2 separate regions of the Homo sapiens genome follow, and region 2 is linked to region 1. The links are chromatin contacts, found by Hi-C or POLR2A ChIA-PET in ENCODE. All regions are on one chromosome and are shown on one strand. The core of a region is the stretch at or near the end of the contact, and the rest is flanking DNA. Distances in the headings are between cores, read along the strand shown. Region 1 holds the start of ENTPD1-AS1 (ENTPD1 antisense RNA 1). Region 2 holds the start of BLNK (B cell linker).

Evidence for each region. Hi-C counts contacts between places; a loop is a spot of excess contacts on that map. ChIA-PET counts read pairs that join two places held with the same protein, here RNA polymerase II (POLR2A). Pooled maps may share reads with other maps.
Region 2: a map with no recorded cell type shows a loop between it and region 1 (7-fold over the local background). The contact joins the promoter of BLNK here to the promoter of ENTPD1-AS1 in region 1. A Hi-C loop is called at or near these places in 1 of 37 single-sample maps with no recorded cell type and 4 of 50 pooled maps. POLR2A ChIA-PET finds 5 or more read pairs at or near these places in 2 of 52 experiments (GM12878 and activated naive CD4-positive, alpha-beta T cell).

The regions. Positions count from the first base shown.
Region 1 is chr10:96,086,026-96,092,122 of GRCh38, reverse strand. ENTPD1-AS1 (ENTPD1 antisense RNA 1) reads left to right here and starts at 1,888. Exons shown (of 6, transcript NR_038444.1): 1 at 1,888-2,141; 2 at 2,816-2,857. RefSeq lists enhancers at 1,739-1,788, 1,799-2,168.
Region 2 is chr10:96,269,455-96,276,447 of GRCh38, reverse strand. BLNK (B cell linker) reads left to right here and starts at 4,879. Exons shown (of 17, transcript NM_013314.4): 1 at 4,879-5,096. The coding sequence starts at 5,050. RefSeq lists enhancers at 2,999-3,058, 3,189-3,238, 3,725-3,824, 5,934-5,983, 6,014-6,133.

The DNA.
Region 1 (6,097 bases), core at 639-3,138:
TTATACTACTAACCACAGGATGAATGAATGACATGGTAAGATAAAAAAACAGGAAAAATGATGGGATTTTACTTTACATTTCTTGTTGTTCAACCCCTCCATTTTTGTTAAAATATATGTCTAATTTGAATGCGCATCAAGATGAATTTTTAGTAAGACTTATCACTGTGGGTGCTGAGTATGTGAGCAGGAACATCATAGATGCTAATTTACCTTTTAGTAGGCAACCAGGCCTGTGCCAGGACTTGGATAAGAAGGCTGTTACATGCTACCCTGGAGTTCCAAAGTAACCCCAATATCACCATCTGTCTTTGTTCCTCCACATTTTCTTCTTCCCGTGATCCCTTCTCATTTTTCCTTTCTATCTTCTTTTACTTGTTTTGTCACTGCTTTAGAAGTCACTAATAAGCAATAGTGGGAAGTAGAGTATGTGAATAAAGAATGAAGCTTTCTTTGGCAGTCTGAAATAAATTGCTTAAAACTGTACCCCAAAGCAGCCAGAATAAAAATAGCTTTTTATATTTGTTCTCCACCATTTCAAGTATCCAAACGCCCCACATGACTTGACCCCTGCAACTTTGTTTTAGGGAAGACTTTTGGTGGTAGCATACTCTCATACGAAAGTGTGTGAAAAACATCAATTTGCTTTTTTACTTTTCCTGTGAGGATTATAGAACCAAAACAAAATATCGAAAATTTTGAGAATACACTGACTCACAAAAATCCAATGCTTTTCTAGTCAAACAGGATTTCTCTACGTGATTTGTATCAAGGACGGTCATTTATCAAAATGTGACAACATGCCTTTGCCGTCATTATAACAGCAGGCAATTAAAAATGTTTTTACCATAGCCAGTTTGCTTATTTTTCTATTTTAAAAGGGTTTTATAGCAGATATGCAAAAGAGAAAGCAGAGAGAAAAAAATAAAATCACTCTCTATTCAAACACTATCACTGTTAATTTTGATGTATTTCTTGTGTTTTTCTAGGCATAATTTGTTTTTACAAAAACATAGCCTTAGTGGCTAGTCCCACTTTATTATGTGAGTACTGGTCAATGCAGAAAGAAGACTAAACAAACTACAGATTGGTTTTCAGTCATATTCTAAAGAAACAGAAGCCAAACAAACACTTGGTCTGGTGGAAAGTCCAAGATTATGGTCCTTGGCCCTCTGTTAAGGCCAGCTAGAGTATCTGGTGATGGTGAGAGGCCTCCAACTGTCTTAGTCCTGGATTTAAAAGGGCCTAAACGGAGCTAAAATGTTCCCCAGAGCCTAGCAATCATTGACAGTTTCCTCAGGTAACCAGCGCTGCAGACGGAGAATGCTGCAAAGGCAAGGTGTCAGAAACCAATTGAAATCCGAGGTTCAGCCAAGGGGACCCAGGCACACACGTGGGCCTTGTGTTCACCATAAAGAGCATACTGGCTACAAGTTGGCCCCTCTCTGGGCAACAGAGTGCCTAACTTAAAGGGGCTTACGAGGATGCCATGCGCCAACAGCTCTGGTTTTACAAAATGGAGTCACCAGGGAGAACGCGGTGTCTGGGTTAGACCACGTTCACCAAGTACCAGCTATACGATCTCGGACAAATTTACTTGCCCTCTCTTAACCTTAGTTTCCCCATATATAAAATGTAAGTGATACATTTCTGACTGCTGGGATTGTAAGGAAGGGATTAAATGGCTTGCCAATGAGGTGTTCAGCACAATGCCTGCCTAACACGTAAAACGTGTTGGGGTTGGTTGGTTGTAAGACCCACAACCTCTCTCCCCACTCTACCCCCGCCCCGCCACCAGCAGCCCAGCTGCAGCCGCTTCCGGGAACCACTTCGCTTCGGTCTCCCACTGCCGAACGCGGATCCCTCCGCGTTGCGTCACTTCCGGGAGACTCTGGCCGCGGCGATTCAATATATCCGGAAGCAACTGTCATGGCTGCTGTCAGTGAGGGCCCGTAATGGAGATCGAGTCAAGGGTTGCCCAGGGACACTTAAGAGCCTTCGGCTTCAAGGAGGCCTCTCAAAGGACAAAGGATGAGACTGCCTGGCGGCAGAGTGCCCCCCACAATCGTAGGAACTGTGTCGCCGCGCTTCCCGTTAACTTGCCGCTAAGTTTTTCTAGAAAAGTCGCCCTTCTTGCCAGGGTGGGACCTCACTTCTGACCTAGCCCTTCTTTGTGTACCAAGTTTTTGTTTCCGTCATTTCCCGCAGCCCGGGAGCTCGGCGGGCGATACTGTGGTAGCCTGGGAGGAAGGGGCGGGCCGGATGCTGGAACCGAGAGAGGTGGGGCTCGTCGAGGAGTCACGGGCGGCCGAGGCTGGAGTCTCCTAAATGCAACCTTGAGCTGTTCCACCCTTTGGTGCTTGGTCTGTTAGCTCGAGGTGCTCCTCACCGTGGAGGCGTTTAGAGCTGGTCATAAGGCTCTTACCTGCTGACCCAACCACCCTCAACCACAGCTTGCCCTGCTCCAGATAGACTTTGATCCTAGAAAATATCTAAGATGGGTGTAGTGCAGTATGTTATTGTTTTAAGTCTCAAACATAAGCAAACTATTATTAAAAGTTTTAGAATTAATAGGCAGAGTTCACATATTGGGTCGTGTTATTGTTTTAAGGTTTAAATTTAGATAACATGTTAGTACTTGTTGAGATTTTAACAAAAGCATTAAAAAAATGAGAAAATAGATTAATCTTTAGAATATTTTAAGTTTGCTACTGCGCAGTGGTAACATGAAGACACCTCATAATAAGTCTTTGATTACCAGAAGCTTCTGAAAGTAAAATTATGGGTATATTAATGTGAGTTTTCCTCTCTGCAGGGTGTCCTATAGACTTTGTCATGGAGTGAAACAGAAACAAATGTGAGTTAATCATTAACATTTCCTAGTGGTTAAAATTACTTTTTAAGCGCTTAACTGTGTATTTTTTAGATTGAAGATTTCAAATGAAATTTTGATTTGACTGAAATATTTAATATGTGATGAGTTGATATTAAAATACAGAAGATTACTATTTTTATAGAAACAATAATGTAGAAACTAATATTTGAAGCAGGTTTACTCCACATACTGTGTTATAATTTAAATTTTCACTTAAACTCTCAAAATCAGAAGAGCTGACCTAGTAAGGCTTAAACCTCTAAAACTTGTGGTTTTAACAAGGCTTAATATACGTAGTTATAATAGTTTTTAAAAAAATTGTTATCAAGTTCCTCAGGTGATTCTGATATAGTATTTTAAAGAAAGCAAAGAGAAATGATCTGTTTATACATTTTAAATATTTTGTTCCTTATTTATGTATTGAGACTGTGCTTATAAATGCATTCACACGCATTGAAGTACATAATTTGATCGTCATGCCAGCCTGGAATCTTGCTTTTTGTATGGTTTCTTGCAGGTAGGTCTATTGGGTTCTTGGCATAGTACCTGGACAAAACATTGTTAAGGTGGAAATTTTCATTGTATTTATCACTTCAAACACTTGACCAGTTTATTTAGTTTTCAAGCGCTTTAGACAACTATATGTGGGCTTGACTTAGTGTATAATAAATGTAAAGTTTGATCTCAAGTAGTTGACATTTATGGAGTATTTACCATATGCCAATCTTTGTGATAATTGCTAGACATATTTTATTTAATGCTTACAGCAGTACTGTGAGTTAGGTTTGTTAAATCCCTGTTTTAATAGATGGAGAAACTGAGGCAAGGACGGATTAAGTTACAAATCCGTCTTTGTAACTTAGAGCCATCTTCTTACCTACTTGTTTTGTATGACACCCTTTTCCTCCATATAACTGAACACTGGTAGAAGAGTGAATGACTGTAGAAAACAGACCTGGACTCTATTCTACCTGTCCAGCTTTGTAAACTAGGGCAAGTTGTGTGACCACTCTGAATTTCATTTTCCTCACCTATAATAAATGAAAACTTTGAACTATTATGTTTTATTGAATCTTGAATCATCAGAAATCCTTAAGGCTGGGTGTGGTGCTTCACGCCTGTAATCCCACCACTTTGGGAGGCCCAGATGGGAGGATTGCTTGAGGCCAGGAGTTTGAGACCAGCCTGGTCAGTCAGCATAGCGATATCCCATCTCTACCACAAAAAAAAAAAAAAAAATTCCTTAAAATGGTGCCTTTACCATCAAACCTGGGATTTTCTTCCAAGCCCCTAGTGCTCATTCTGAGTTTTGAAGTTTTGATGCACGGCAGTGCCAACTCCATCTCCATTGCCGTCTAGTCTGATTACATTGTAAGATGTGACTGATTTCAGAGATGTCAAAATGTAAAATAATGTGCATCTTGGAACTAATGAGCTCTTTTTCAACCCTGACTCTGTAACATCTGTGACTTTTTAACATTTTATTGCAGGATTAAGTATTTTTGAATGTAAATGATTCAAGATAACACATAGACTTCGTTTGATGACATCTGCAAAATAAATTTTTAAAAAATTTGGGCTTCATGATAATGGAAAAGTAGAAACTATGTTTGTCTTTATCACCTGTGAATCCCCCATATTGAGAACATGCCTGGCACATAGTGAGTGTTCAGTAATCATTTACTCAATGAAGTAAACAAGTCTTCATTTCTTTTTTCTTTGTTTGAGACAATCTCACTCTGTTGCTCATGCTGGAGTGCAGTGACGCTATCTTGGCTCACTGCAACCTCTGCCTCCAAGGCTCAAGTGATCCTCCCGCCTCAGCCTCCCAAGTAGCTAGGACTACAGGCACACACCACCGCACCAGTTAATTTTTGAATTTTTTTGTAGAGACAGGGTCTTACCATATTTCCCAGGCTGGTCTTGAACTTCTGGGCTCAAGCCATCTGCCTGCCTCAGCTTCCAAAGTTCTAGGATTACAGGCATCAGCCACTGTGCCCTGCCACGTCTTCATTTCATATTACAAATACAATATTAAAAAATTGTGTTTGACTTGAATTAGACATAAAATACACAGTCATGCATCGCTTAATGACAGGGATACATTCTGAGAAATGTGTTGGGTGATTTTGTTATTGTGCGTGTACTTACATAAATCTACATGGTATGGGCTACTACATATCTGTATGGTATGGCGTATTGCTCCTAGGTTACAAACCTGTATAGCATGTTACTGTACTGGATACCATAGGTGGTTGTAACACAATGGTATTTGCATATGTAAACATGTCTAGACATAGAAAAGGTACAGTAAAAATATTATAACTTTATGGGACCGTCAGTGAAATGTCATTATGTAGCACATGACTGCAATAGTATTAATAGTGTAAAACTATTTTGCACTGAAATTTTTTGCATTCAGAAGTTCACTGTTGTAAACTGTCTTTCTTTCCAAATATCTTTTCTTCTGCTGATTATTGCTGATTGTCATCAAGTATGGGGTATATTTTGTTCCTCGAAGAGTTATAGTAAAAATTGAAATGCTGGCTTATAGACTTTCCAACAAAGAATCTGATTTATTTTTAAAGTGGCCAAAGTATAGGAACATTATTTAATTTTTAGAAATCTTGATTGTAAAAAAAGTTTTAAAAATGTGATTTGATAGCTTATTTAATTTTTGTGAGTATTCTGGAGGTGATTAGGCATACTATCTTTCCTAGTATACAAATAATATTGAATATTTCTGAGTTATGAACAATAAAAATAAACTACAATTGAAATTATGTCATAATTGAAATTATGTCAGTGGGCAGAAAAGTGTTCCAAGTTTTTGGGTGGGCAAGTGTAAGAATAATGTTAACAGGAGAAATTATTCCAACCGTAATTATGGATGTCTAATAGTCTGTACTTTCGGTTAGAACCAGGAAGGTGGCACAGGAATAATTATAGAGTTGTAGACTGTTCTCTGTAGATAATCAGCTGAGTTTTGTGCTGTGGCCAGAAAAGCCAGTGTGTGAGGTATCATCAGGAAGGGATTTGGGAAAATTAACAAAAAAAATGTTACCCTCAAATAACACAGTGTTTTAACTAAACATGAGATACAAGAAATTATTTTATATTCATAATCCAGATGTTAAAAATCGTTTCAATTGTTAAATGTGATTATGGCTATAATTTTACTTACATAATTCTGTAAAGGGTATATGCCTGTATATTCAATTT
Region 2 (6,993 bases), core at 3,630-6,129, 180 kb before region 1:
GTGGCCTTGAGTAAGTTTTGTCACCCTTCTGAGGATCAGACTTCACATCATAAAATGGGAATGACCATAGTACCCTTTGCCCCCATGGAGTTGTTGTGAAGCTGAGCCTCTTGGAAACAGGTTATAGTTCTGCATAGAACCAGACTGCATAGCACCAACATCACACCTTGCCAACTTCCTGTGGCAGTTTGCCTAAACTGGCCCTGGCAAGGGAAAAGCCATCAGTGTGTGGGTAGCAGAGAAGAGAGTGAACTGTGCCTGACTTTCCAGTCCCAGTGAGGACTTGGACTCCCTCCAAGGCACTGTAAACTGCCACAGCCACTGAGCACTTCTTTGGGAAGCAGTCTAGTAAAGAGAATTCAAGACTTCTCTTCTAAAAGCTCTGAGAATGTTTCCACTGGCACTAACCGGTTTCTGTGCACATTGGCAATGTCCAGATTCCAAGTCAGATGGAGCCCCAGCCCCTTTGAATCCCTTGCTCTAGAGGTAAGAAGTTGAGGTGAGGGAGACTAAAAGACTTGCCCAAGGTCATGGTTAAGTTGGTGCCTGATGCCAGAGCAGGCCTGTCTGCTGAATCACAGAAAATCTCTCTTGCAGTGGCAGAGTCTATGATTAGTAGCTTAGACTATGGAAACAGACTGGGGTTTGAGTCCCAGCTTTTCCATTGATGAGTGGTGTAACTTTAGACCGGTTTACTTAGCCTCTCTCAGAATCAATTTTTTCACATGTAAAATGAATGTCATCATAGTAAAGGAAACACAGAAAGCATTCAGTAAACATGGTGTTGTAGTTGTCATCCACAGATGCAAGGCAAAGAGCCCAAGAGAAACCAGGGCTGGTGGGGTCTCAACCCCAAGAAGCAGTACAATCCGTCTTCTTGTTCTCAAGTCTCATCATCTCACAGAGATGGTGGATCACCACCATCTGACTTAGGTTTAGGCATGCTATCTTGACTTTGCCCCATAATTCTAGACCAGATATTTTTTCTTTCTTTTTTTTTTTTTTTTTTTTTTGTTGTTATTACAACACAAGTTCAAAGATAGATCAGATCTTTTAAAATTTGTGTTAAATATATAATACCTACAATATGTATAAGATATAAAGAATAACAATAAAATGAACACTTATACCCACCATTCAACTTAAGAAATATACTACAATTGCTTGGAAGCCCTGCATGTCCCTTCGCTCCAATCCTGCTCCCTGGTGACTTATTCATTTTTCATTCCCTTGCTTGGTTTTACCATAGATGTACTTATCCTAAATAACATATTACTTAGTTTTACATGTCTTTAACCTTAATATAAAAGGGATCATACACTTCTTTAGCTTGCCTTTATTGCTCAAATTATTTTTGTTATTTATCCATACTGATGCAACTGGGGTTCACTCATTTTCACTGTTGAATAGTACTCCATTATGAAAATATGTCACAATTAATTTAGTTGTTCTCCAGTTGATGGACAACTGGGTTATTTCCAGGGCCATTTTTTTCCCCTATTAGAAATGGTGGCTGGGCTTGGTGGCTAGGTCGGACGTGGTGGCTCATGCCTATAATCCCAGCACTTTGGGAGGCTGAGGTGGGTGGATCACCTGAGGTCAGGAGTTCGAGACCAGCCTGACCAATATGGTGAAACCCCGTTTCTACTAAAAATACAAAACTTAGCCAGACATGGTGGCATGCAACTCTATTCCCAGCTACAGGGGGGCTGAGACAGGAGAATTGCTTGAACCTGGGAGGCGGAGGTTGCAGTGAGCCAAGATCGCACCATTGCACTCCAGCCTGAGCAACAGAGTGCGACTCCATCTTAAAAAAAAAAAAGAAGAAGAAGAAAAGAAAAGAAATGGTGCTTCAGTGAAAATTCTAGCACATGCTTTGATATACAGAGTTAGGAGTGCTCCGCAATATCTGTGATCCATGCTGGGTCATAGGTATGCATGCCATCAAATTTATTGGAAAATACCAAACTGTTTCCAAACCATTGCACCTTATACTTTTAGCAACAGTGTATAGGCACTCCAAATTTTCTTTAAGGTTGGGATTGTCAATTTCTCATCTGTGAATCTAGTGATTCATTAATTTCCATGTCCACTGTGCTATGTAGACCGACCTTAAAGGCTTATCATGGTATATCGTTCTGTGTGCGCTGTGGAACCACGTTGTGTGGTTTCATTCCTTTTATAAGTTACCAACTAAGGCTTGGTATCATCAGTTTCCATCTTTGCATTAACCTTTTTGGTAATCCAGTTATGGGGCCTGTCATTTGTATTTTGACTTTCATTTATGGTGCATTTGTCACATAAAAGTTTAAATTTATATGTATCTAGATTTACCACTGTTTTTCCTTTTTGTGTTTTGCTTAAAAAGGTTTTCCCCGGCCAGGTGTGGTGGCTCACATCTGTAATCCCAGCACTTTGGGAGGCCGAGGCGGGCGGATCACGAGGTCAGGAGATCGAGACCATCCTGGCTAACACGGTGAAACCTTGTCTCTACTAAAAAATACAAAAAATTAGCCAGGCATGGTGGCGGGTGCCTGTAGTCCCAGCTACTCAGGAAGCTGAGGCAGGAGAATGGTGTGAACTCAGGAGGCGGAGCTTGCAGTGAGTCAAGATCGTGCCACTGCACTCCAGCCTGGGTGACAGCAAGACTCCGTCTCAAAAAAAAAAAAAAAAAAAAAAAAAAAAAACAGGTTTTCCCCACTTCAAAATTAGAGTCAAATAATTTAAAATTTTCATTTAGTCATGGAGCAACTTAGAAGCCAAAGCAGTTGTGGCAGGCCTGGAACATTAGGCTGTCACACTGTATTTCACATGGGGTAAAATGTCCAGTCTGGAAACACAGTCTCTCATTTTCATCATGTTAGACTAAATACAGTAAAAAGAAGAAAGACCAGTGGCTGTAAAAAGAAAAAGCAGAAGTGTAACCTTTGCCTCTGGTCTTTTTCTCTGGGGAAATATGAAGTTGTCAGCCAGGTGTTGAGCAAAGTTGTTGGTGGAGAGAAAAGTCAAGTGACTTATGGGGTGCATTTTACAATAATTCAGAAAGAACGAGCTGACTATTATCATTTCATTCAGTGAAGCCTGAATTTCCTGATCTTTGATGACATTGTATGTGCCTTTACCATCCTAGTCTACTTGTTTCTTTCAGTTAGGAACTATGGGAGAGGAGGAGGCAGGGTCTAGAGCTCCTTCAGGATGCACTGCAAGAAAATTGAGCAGCCAGATTGGGGAAAATGAATGATGGCAGGAGACAAGCACTTGCATTTTTCTCATGCAACATTGTCTGCTCTCTTGCTGGCCTGGCCAAGTCAGTGTCCTGGCCAAGCAGAAGGGCCCCACCCTTCAACAGCTCTGAAGATTCTGCTCCTAAACATCTGGTCAAACCAGAAATTCATAGGCAGTGATGAATGTGAATAATCAAGGTTACCTGGAAAAAGACAGAACATCCATTTGTGCAAAGAAGAGGCACAGGAGGGAAGAAATCCATCCACGGTTTCCACCTCTACCACTGCCGCTGTTCCTTCTCCCCCTCCTCCTCTGTCTCCTCCTCCTCCGCTTCTTCTTCCTCCTCCTCCTCCGCTTCTTCCTCCTCCTCCTCCTCCTCTTCCTCCACCTCCTTCTCCTCTTCTGTCTTCTCCTCTTTCCCCACTGTCTTCAGCCAGATCTTGGGTCTGCAACAGGAGAGGTAACTGAGAGCTCTTTACTTTGTCCTGCTGTGTATTCTGACCCAGGAGAAGACTGGTTCCCTTGATAAATGTTGGAAACGTGTACTTTATTCCACAAGGGTGAGCAGGGCATTCTCAATGGCTGCAGAAAAGTGTGTCCAGGTACAAAAGGTCACTTCCCTCCCATTTTCTTCCTCCTTGACCCTGGACTGCGGGCTGCTCTTTAAACAACAGGTAAATCAGCATTTTTCAGATTAGGCAGAAGGAAATATAAAGTCTTCCAGGAGGGAAGTAGAGTTCTCTGAATAGGTTCAGCCCCTACAGGTATGGCTCCCTCCTCCCAGCCTCACCCCACCTGTCTGACCTTGAGATGGCCTCGTGTCTGGCGTGTCACTGGGTGTGATGAGCAAGTGGTGGACAGGACAGAAAGAGGCAAATGCAAGGAGGGGAATGGCATTCTGCTTTTAGGACTTCAGAATGGCCTGATGTAGGAATTGCATTGTTGTGAAACTGTTAGATTTGTTCTCATCTGACTTTTGGGTACATCCTGGTTTGTTTGAAAGCATCTGGCTATCGGCGAGGTAACTCCTGACTCTATCAGGCAATAAGGAGGCTGCACATCTGACGATAGAGTTCATCTCCCCTTTCCTGAGTCATCCATCCCTACCCCCAGATGAACAGAGAATTGCCCATCCCATTTTAAATAGAGCTCCAGAAAAAGAGATACTCTAATTCTCTGAGTAAACTGTTACCACCATGCCACTGACAACCTGATATTTATTTTTAAACGTATTGCCCGCATCGGGGGGTAGGAAAAAGCACAAAAATGCCATTTTTATATAATGGTTCTATAAGTAGAAAAAGCTTATCCATAACTTTATGCAAATAAGCAGAAAGTCTCCAAGAGAGGTTCAGATGGACTTGATTACTCTGCTTTTCCTTGAGCCCAGGAAGTTCCCAGTTATAGCATGCACCTGCTGGAAACAGACTATATGTGTTTGGGACAAACAGGAAGTAGTGACCAGCCAGAAACTTGTCCTAACCTGGTTACAAATCTGATTGTAAAAGAAAGCAGCTGGAAAGAAATTTGCCTGCCCAATAGGTTTCATTATTAAAGTTTACACAAAGTGGAGTAATCACCAAGCTGGCTGGCTATCCAGATCACATGATTATGTAGAAACATGAAACTTGACTATGTGCTCGGGCAAGTTTTACTTCTCCCTAGAGCAGGGGTGTTTGCCAGCAGCCTGCACTCTCAGAAATCAGACTTGAGTGGCCGGAACCCTTGAGACCAGAGGCTTACCATGCTGCTCCCTAGGAGGGCCAGGAACTGCTGACGTGACCACTGGACAGTTATTCGTGTCTCTTACAATTACCAAACAGAATGGACAAGCTTAATAAAATAACCGTCCCCGCCAGTCAGAAGTTGAGGTAAGATTTTCCCCACCCAATACCCTTCTTCATCTCCTTTTTTTCCCCCCAGTGCTCTTATGGCATCTCAGAAATACTGAAATCCTGGAATGCTTTGCTAGTTTCCAGTGGGTGGCACTTACTATAGGGAAGTGGACTGAGCTTTTAGGGAAAGCATTGGGTGGCACTTGCTATAGGGAAGTGAACTGAGTTCTTAAAGAAATGTGTAGGAACAAGAGAGACTTGCTTTAGCTGCCTCTTACAATAAAGTGTAAAGCTCTGGAAAGATAATAAAACAAATGCCAAGGGCTTAGATTCTACTGAAGGTCAACTTTTAGAATCTGAATGCAACCAACTTTTCTAAGGAAGGGTTTCTCTAAACTGAGTCCTCACCCATTTTATTGCAGGTTACTATTTAATTTTAAGGATAGCTGTAATCATTTGTTATTCATTGTTTTATTGTCTCATTTATTTTGTGGGTGTATATGACAAGTGTGTTTGGGGGGATTAGATCTGTCTTTCCAATGCCCTCATGTCAATGTAACAATATCCATAACAAGCCTCTCAAAAAGAATAAACCAGAAGCGGCCCCATGGGCGTGAGTCAAGGAGCTATGGAAAAGACAACTTCCCCAAATTTTGCTTTTGAAGGTCTTCTTTTTGTCTCATTGTAATGGCATCATGGCTTTCAGAGACTGGAACTTTTAAAGTTCTGGGAGTGCAGTTTTTTTTTCACATTTTTTAACAGTTTTTTTTTTTTATTATACTTTTAAGTTCTGGGGTACATGTGCAGAAGGTGCAGGTTTGTTACATAGGTATACACATCCCATGGTGGTTTGCTGCACCCATCGACCTGTCATCTACATTAGGTATTTCTCCTAATTCTCTCCCTCCCCTAGTCCCCCACCTTGACAGGCCCCGGTGTGTGATGTTCCCCTCTGTTCAGGGAGTGTTTTCTATTCTGACTACATATTAGAACTTAGCCAAATGTTCAGGGGGTGATGTGACACATGTAGCAGACAAGTAATCACAGATAACAATGAGCCAGAGAATTGAAGCTTTTGAGACAATATTTAAGAGAAAGTCTGGATTGGCAGAGGGACAACCCTTCACAGTAGAATACAGGTCTTATGCCTAGGAGGTGCTTGGTAAAAGGTAATGTGAAATGCATCAATGATCTGGGATCAGTAGGCAACATCAGCTGTGTTCAACCATTTCAAGAACATGCTGTTGAGTGCTGCTGTGTGATCAGCACTGACGGGACAAGAAGGCACCTCATTCTTGCCCTTGGTCTCAAATAGCTACACCCTCATGAGGGGCGGGGGTGATACAATGGAAGCTGTAAGCGACAGAAGGAATGTAAGAAGAGACTTAGAGTAGCAGGAGGAGGTTTCATAGAGAAGATACTTTTAAGAGGTAGGCTTTGAGAGGTGGGTAAAATTATAAAATACTGGAGAATTGGAGGAAACATGTTATGTGCTGGGAGGGAGGAAATACAGAGGCTGTCACTCAAAGCTTAACACAAGTACGGTCCATTTGTGGGATAGTGAGGAGAGTTTTCTGTCCAGCAGAAACTAAAGAGTAGGGAATGTGGGACCTGAAGGTCCTGGTATGATTGGACAAATAAGGTGGGTCCAGGTTGCAAAGGATGGTGAGTGCCCTGACCATAGGGAGTTGGAGAACAGGTTATGCTGTTAGCTGTTAGCAATGTCATGACAGTAGGCTTAAAGGAGCCTGGTAGGATGCGTTGGAGTGGGAGGGACACTGGAGGCAGGGATCTGGTGGGAGGGAGGAGCGCTTAAGTAACCCAAGCATCCAGGGTTGTAGGCCTGGACTTGGGACATGGCAGTGAGAAGGAAGAGGGAAAGAGAGGGCAGAAAGACATGGCAAAGAAACTAACTAGGCACCTTCCTCTGAAT